2 separate regions of the Homo sapiens genome follow, and region 2 is linked to region 1. Evidence: read pairs that join two places in POLR2A ChIA-PET (ENCODE). Cell type or tissue: OCI-LY7. All regions are shown on one strand.

The links. Peaks named below come from ENCODE experiments on the same cell type or tissue, not always from the same donor. Only the 100,000 strongest peaks of a DNase experiment are listed, where the experiment ranks them.
Region 2: POLR2A ChIA-PET joins it to region 1 with 7 read pairs; 2 of 35 experiments call an interaction of 5 or more read pairs at or near these places.

Annotation. Positions count from the first base shown.
Region 1 is chr7:142,302,064-142,306,063 of GRCh38, reverse strand. It overlaps TRB. Among named protein-coding and RNA genes, the nearest start is that of PRSS58, 46 kb to the right of the region's middle. In OCI-LY7, CTCF peaks have their summits at 2,099, 2,300 (motif pointing left), 3,713 and 3,921; DNase peaks (open chromatin) are centred at 513, 2,273 and 3,923; H3K4me3 peaks cover 2,084 bases; H3K27ac peaks cover 3,034 bases.
Region 2 is chr7:142,098,653-142,102,652 of GRCh38, reverse strand. It overlaps MGAM (maltase-glucoamylase), which reads right to left. Exons shown (of 71, transcript NM_001365693.1): 67 at 2,916-3,040; 68 at 1,763-1,851; 69 at 1-23. Among named protein-coding and RNA genes, the nearest start is that of MGAM2, 11 kb to the left of the region's middle. In OCI-LY7, no CTCF peak of the experiment used is centred here; no DNase peak of the experiment used is centred here.

The DNA of each region.
Region 1 (4,000 bases):
ACTTAATCCACAAAAAGGTGGAGAGTTGTAGGGGCAAAAGGAATGAGACAGAAAGCTGCAGAAGAACTAGAACACGTCGAACTGAATGATACCAGGATGCATATTTTGAACATGGGTCATATTTTTGGCTGTCCAATATTTAAACCCCATCTTATATTTGAGCAATTCCCCAAAGTTTGCATCTTGGCGGGAAAAGCAAGTGTGTTGATATGTTTATAAGCAAAACCTTCCACCCTTCTAGAACCAAACTCTCCATCTCTGCCTCTTCTTTTTCACTTCTCATGAGAATATCACTCCACCTGGCAGAGCTGTCTCCCTCTTCCAGCTTCCCAAGAACGCACGGGAAATCTGTCCTGTCTCCTCTGGCGGAATAGAATGGATGAACAACTTCTTGTGTCCAATTACGTCAAATTTAGTTTCCTGAGCAGGGTCTTAGGAAGATTTCATTTCACCTGATTCTGTTTCTCTCTTCACACATGCTCAACACTGGGTTTCCAGGTTTGCAAGGGGACGAGGGCCATGGTTTCACTTCCATTCTATCAGCTGGCTGCTAGTTACTCGAGACTCTGACCCTGATTTAAAAAAAAAAAAATTATTTCATGCTGACAAAAATACAAAAGTCAACATTGCATATCAGCTCATGGGATCATATCCCTGCAGGTTGACCAGCAGCTGCCAGTTTTCCAAATGAAATTCAGACCAAAATCAGATAAGACATCCTGTCTCAGGCCAGGTGTCCCTCACCTTTGCAGAGCATCAGTTCATGCTATTTGCCTGTTGAGCTATTAAAATCTCGCTTGTTCACTTAAAACATTTACATTTATTATTTCTATTATTATATGAATCACAAATGTTTAACCCACAGTCATTTTTTAGCAACAATTAACACAAATTCAATGCAATGCCATGATGGATAGAGATTATTTATTAACAATGAAAAATGATTATACGTCATCTTATTTTTGTTACTGAGAAGAAGTTCTAGATTTTTTGTGAGGGTAGGAGTTTGAAAAGTCCAGGGGGACCCTGCCTCTCCAACCCTACGTTAGTTAGTCACTTTAGATATTTAATATTGAGCTTAGAAGTGTGTGTTTCCCATAGTCTGGTTTTAGGACTTTAGCTGATTTGAAAATGGCCCATACTACAGAAAGTTAAGAAATTTAGATTCTAGCATATAGAAATGAGATTCCTATCTTCAATACCTTCTTTTGTTCCATTCCAAAATAAACTGCAAAATTAACCTCCACAGGACAGCTAACGGTTTTCCTGTTAAACTGTTTGGCTAGACTTTCACTTCCGGGCAGCATGCTAGAATATGCATAGTAGAGTATAGAGATATTCTGAAGCTCCCTCCTACTGAATAACTAGAGCCTATAGAAAATGTATCTTTGCTGTATTTTTGGATTTCCAAGAAGTAAGGGAAATTCCAAATGCTTTTTGAAAAGGCGAAACAGGAGGCTGTAGTCAAAACAAAATGAAGAGCCTGTTTCAGATGTGCATCCTGGAGGTCTGTCCACGCCACCTTCTTTCCCATCTCCAGGTGTTTGGCATCATCTTTTGATATCTGGACAAGTCTAGCTTCCATGGGTCTTGGTAGACAGGGATAGATATTGAAGCTGGAAGCTGGAAGGGAGTCTGGTGAGGCTGTTTTGATAGAACCATTAGCTCAGACCCAGGAGACAGGTTTCCTATCCTTCGAAGAAGCCCTCACTCCAAGAACTTAGAGGAACATTCAGAAGAGGAAAAAGAAAAAAAAAAACCCTTTCTAGCTTAGGTTTTTCATCATTTAGAGTCAGGAGAATGGTGCTCCAGGTATTCTTTGGTCTGATAGGTAGATTTCCCTTGGTAATTACTCTCTTTGCAAGATCCCTCAAGGAAGCCCTGATTTGTCAGGCTCACTGCCCAGGTTCCAGGAAGTCATTTCATGGCAGGATTGAACTGGAGAAGAGGCCCAGCATCCAGAGCCTCTCTTATTCCTCTCAGGAAGAGTTCCTCCACTGGCATCTGCTTGTGAGCTCTGCTCTTTCCCAGCTCAAATTCTCTCCCTTTCTCATCCCATGCAGGTTCACATGCAACAAATCTGGCAGTCTAGGCTCTTTGCTAGATCAAAAGCACCTGCACAGCAAGGCAAATGAATAGTCTATATTTATCCTCTCACATTTCAGCATTAACACAGCTTCTGCAGACCACATTTTCCCCTGTTGTAAATAAACCCAATATTTCTTTTAACTGTCTCCCATCCTGAGAATGCTCTGCCCTTCCTCTGAGTTCCCTTAATCTCAGTAGAGTCACAGCTCCTCCTTGTGGTAAAAGGTCAAACGTGTCAAGACTCTGTCCCATGGTGGACCAAAGGCAGAAGGGTAATAGAACTCTTAGAAATAGAGATAATCTGGCCGGGAATGGAGGCTCATGCCTGTAATCCCAACACTTTGGGAGGCCGAGGCGGGCGAATCATGAGGTCAAGAGGCCAAGACTATCCTGGCCAACATGGTGAAACCCCATCTCTACTAAAAATACAAAAATTAGCTGGGTGTGGTGGTGCACGCCTGTAATCCCAGCTACTCCGGAGGCTGAGGCAGGAGAATCGCTTGAACCCCGGAGGCAGAGGTTACAGTGAGCTGAGATCGCCCCACTGCACTCCAGCCTGGGTGACAGAGTGAGAATCTGTCTCAAAAAGAAAAAAAAAAAGGGAAGGCAGAGAGGTTCACTCCTTCCTTTCTTCAAGATACTTCTACCTAAAATAAAAACATAAAACATTGCACCTCACCTTTAATAAATATAGAAACTGGCTTTCAGAGTTAATAGACTGATTTTTTGCAGAACAACACTCCCACCAAAAACAACTAGAAAAACTTAACAAAATATAAAAATAAACGTTTGAAGGCACTTGGAGCTACTGAGGCAGTAAGAACTTAAGGGATTGGGATCTCAACGAGAAAGGAGAGATCTAACAGACCACTTTCGCCTTAAGTCATTTGCCAGTTTTATATCGTTGGCTAAGTAGCTGAGAAGAAAAGGGAAGACTGAGAGTGTAGCAGGCTTTGAGGAGCATCCACCACCTTTCTGGTCTGGAGAACATTTACGTTCAGTGACTACTGAATAGGAGAGGAGCCTGGCAAAGACCCCAGTCCTTGGTGCTGGGGGTAGAAGCAGGGATTGACTGAAAATGAGCATGAAGGAACTTTCCGGGTGGGGAAAGATGAAATGTTTTAGAGCTGGATCATGGTGATTGTTGCACAACTCCACAAATTTATCAAAATTCATTGAATTGCATGCTTGCAATGGGCAAATATTATGTTATGTAATTTACAATTTGATTTAGCTGTTAAACTTCAGACATCTAGTTGGAACTTACATGGCTAAGAGCAAAGGCGAGCAGCCATCATGCAGGCTGAAGCTCAGGTCTGATCCAGCTCATTCATCAGCTCAATTAAGGTGATCCGCCCCTGCTACAATCCCAGCAGAAGCAAAAGTGAATCATTTGAGGAAGATGAAATCATTCAGAGCCTCAAATTATCTCTATAGTTTTTATATACAATATCCGGCATTCAAGTAAATTACTAGTTGTATGAGAAAACAAAATCACGTGCCCAGAAACTGAACAGAGAAAACAGACAAAAGAAATAGACCCAAACAGATTCAGATGTTAAAGTTATCAAAAAGTGGCTTTAAAATGACAGATGTTAATATAGTCAACAAAGTAAATGACAAAATATGCAATTTTAGCAAACAACTGGAAATTGTAGCAAGATTTAAATGGAAATTCCAGAACTGAAATATATAAAATACCTAAAATTTAGACTTCAATAGGTATGTTTAAAAGAGGAATAATTTCTTAAATGAAACTCAAGAAGTTAATCTGGCTGCTTCAGGTTAAGTTGAAAGTGACAAATTCATTCCTGCCTCTGCCTCTAGGTGTCTCTTGACTTTTGCTGCTGAATTCTGTTCCTGCACTGCCTTGCTTTATTCTGGCGATTCTCATGCTGGTCTAGAACTCTGT
Region 2 (4,000 bases), 200 kb after region 1:
ATAGAGTCCTTTCCCATAGGTATCTGCAAACAAAAAACAAGATAAACATGGCCTGGACCTGTGCTGTAGAACTCTATGCTATAGAATATATAAATGCTGTTCTAATTGCCTACTTGTCTTGTTTGAGAGAGTAAGGCTTATCTTTGTTTTTATTTCTGTCTTTTGAGTGTTCTATTTTAAAATGTAAGTGCTCTTTATGGAGACTAATCAAACCCTGCACCCACACTCAGTTTACACAAAATGCTTGAAATGAATGTGTATAGACACATCTGTCTGACAGAGTCACTTCATATAACACAGTTTCCTGACACCATTTTTAAGTCACTTCTCTTCCTTGTGGTCTACCATCCCAGCATCTTCCTAACCAGCTCAGAATTTCCAGGTTTCTTTTGCTGTATGTACACATCTCCACACACACATTTATATGCATATACATATGCAAACACCAACACTGGTGTCTTGGTGGGTTTATCTTGAGGTATTAGGCAAATTTAAAAATGTGATCTCCAGAGAACAAAGATGATCAAAGAAAAGCCTTCTTTGTCCTTTATCCTAAATGTGTGCCACAGGCCTAGGAAGAATATGAAGTTCAGCACAGCCGGTGAAGGTGAACTAGTCAATAGCTTGGTTTCAAGTATTCCCATCCTACACCCTGCCCTCGTGGCTGTCACACTCTTTCCTGTGTGCTGGCCCCTTTCTTTTTCTTTCACTTTTCTTTTCTTTCTTTCTTTCTTTTTTTTTTTTGAGACAGAGTTTCGCTCTTGTTGCCCAGGCTGGAGTGCAATGGCATGATCTCGGCTCACTGCAACCTCCGCCTCCCGGGTACAAGCAATTCTCCTACCTCAGCCTCCCAAGTAGCTGGGATTACAGGCATGTGCCACCATGCCCAGCTAATTTTTTTGTATTTTTAGTAGAGAGGGGGTTTCTGCATGTTGGTCAGGCTGATCTCGAACTCCCAACCTCAGGTGATCCGGCTGCCTCGGCCTCTCAAAGTGCTGGGATTACAGGCGTGAGGCACTGAGCTCGACTGTGCTGGCCCTTTTCTAAATGACTCACCACTCAGTCAGTTGCCACTGGCTATCCCTTAGAACTGTGCTGTCTAAGATAGCAGTCACTAGTAAAATGTAACACGTTTAAATTTAAGCTTGTTAAGATTGAATAAAATTAAAAATATAATTCTTCAGATGCACTTGTCACACATTTCAAATGCTCGATAGCCTCATATGCCTACTAGATACAATATTGAACAGCAGAAGATATAGAACATTGTCATCACTGCAGAAAGTTCTATTGGATAGCACTTGTCTAGAAATAGCTAATAATTTCTTGAGCAATCCTCCTGAGAGTTTACCAATTCCTATAAACTCCTAATAGAAAATATCCCATAAATAATACAACGGATAGAGGTATTACCCCTCTTACTGGGACAGTAAACCATGTAATTCGGGAATGTGTCCTTGACCATAAATCCTATGAAAGTTTATCTCCGCTGGCTACAAATAAACTTTCCCCATGGCTCCCATATTGCTACCTTCTATAGTGGATTACAAAGGTTGCATAATGGGAGGTGATTCAGAACTGAGCTTCATTTACATGAGGAATAAAGATCATGTCCAATATGGATTATACCCTTGAATTAACAAATGATTATATTTTAAAATGCAAAATTGTTATAATAGGGAAAAGGTGAAAGCAGGCCTGTAAGATAATCCAGGAATGTAGTCAGTGCCATCAGCATGAATCTCAGGCAACCTCTACTCACCAATGCTTTGCCCATCATCCCAGAAGAGCCAGCCCCCAGCAGTTCCTTCATCATCCAAGGCAATTTTGAAGCCCATGAATTTCTGGCGGCTGCAGTGAGCAGGCAGAGAGGCATTAGCTAAAAGTAAAGCCACAGCCACAAACCAAGACTTTACATACAAACATAAAGCAGCAAAGGGAAGTGCTTTGGGGGATAAAGACTGCATACTAGAATTCAAGAGACTTGTGTCTTAGTTCTAATTCTGTCTCTGTCTGGCTCTATGACTTCATATCATGAACAAATGAATTAGTGAATGAATCAAGAGGATTCTGCTTTAAGGCTCTTAAAATAATGACAACCAGACTAACTGGGTTCTTTCTTTTCCTTTTGAAAGGAAAATCCTGATGCTGAAAATCTGTTTTCGTGACCTAATATCTGAAACATATACAGGGAGTTCTATTTTCAAATGTCCTAAGTTCTTCATTTTTATTTAAATCTTTAGAATCAAATGAATAGGGAGTCTAAGAATGTTAGTATTGATACCAGAGAGATGTGAATTTTAGTCCGCATTCATGTACTTAGTAGCTGTGTGACTCTGAGCAAATCACTTAGCCTTTTTGCTCATCTATGAAATGGTGGTAACAGTACTAACCTCACAGAATTTATGTTTTCCTTTTGCTAAGAAAAAATAGATAATTTCCACATGGAAATGCCCATATTCATATAGTTCTAGGCACAGGGCAAGCACTCACTGGATGTTAGCTATGGTTAATTTATACATAGACTTTGATCTAGAATTTTAACATCTTGTAGAGGAATAAACAATTTTTCAGCAATAGTTTTATTAGGAAATATTCAATCAGACCCAATAGTATACTAAAACTATTATGAATCGTGGTGGCTCCTATTTTGACTTCCATTTCAATTGTGAGATTGAAAGATGACACTCTTAGACCTATCAACTCACCCACTTAGACATAAAAGAGCTGTTAATAATTAGTCGAAGAGTATAGAGTCTGAAAAAGGTTAAAATACAAACAAGCAAACAAAGAAAAAACAAGTGTTGAGTAGAATTGCATGTGGGTTTGAGAGTGATGCTTACATTTTGGTGGACTTCATTACAAATTGTTGAGCTAACTGACATGTAAAGGAAAACCTGAGTCCTGTCACTTACCTTAAGTGGGTGTTCAGTGCAGGCTCTTGCCAGGGCAGGATGTAGCCCCCACGGACATGAAGATTAATGTGGTCAAGAGGGGCTGGCAAGGTCTTCCACTCTCCTCTTGCATTAATATCCACACCCTGGAGGCAGAAGAAGGTAAGAGATGACTAAGGAGAGGACAGGCCCCTCCCTGAACAATGCATCCTGCCAGACATCTCATCCTCCCTTCTGAACTTATGCCTGCTCATCACCCTTTGCAACATACCTGCCATTACCCATTCTGCATTCACCCAGTGCTGCAAGAAATCTTGCAAGGCTGCTATAATATCTTGTTAGGGTCTCTTGCCTTTGCTTCCACTGTACAAACTACATTTGCCTGATGTGTGACAGGAAGAGGTGCTACTCTCTCACCTGTATCAGAACCTAAGGGACCATGCTTCCATCCTACATGTTCTCAACTAGAGCAGGGCTTTTCAGTCTCAGCACTATTGAGATTTGGGGCCAGACAATTCTCTGGCGATGGGGCTATCCTGTGCCTTTTGATATTTAGCAGAATCCTCGGATGTCAGCCGCATCACCTCCTCACCCCCACTCTGTTGTGACAACCAAAAATATCTCCAGGCATTGCCAAATGTCCCCTGGTAGGCAAAATCCTCTCATTTCAGAGCTGCTACTTTACAGGTAAGAAGCAGTTATTGTTGACAACAAGCGAACAAATATGCATGGCTGTGTTCCAATAAAACTTTATTTGCAAATCAGCTAACAACCAGATTTGGCTGTGGGCCATAGTTTTTGCCAGCTTGTGCTCTAGAATGAGTAATAGTTACCCAAACTTGGGAAGATTAATTAAGGTGACACTTCTTCATTAATATTAACTATGAAATTCATCTTCATTTTAATTAAACATCAAAATTTCATCTTTTTCTAAATAGCTTGCTCCATGATTTCTTTTGTCTTTTCCTCTTCAACCAAAGACATCTTCTGTTAGTGAATGGGAGACTCAACATGCACACTCAGGACAAAGGCCAGTCTCACGTAAAGAAAGCTGGCCACCTCTTCCTGGGAAACGCCTGGCTGGGACACACATAGCAGAGCCTTAA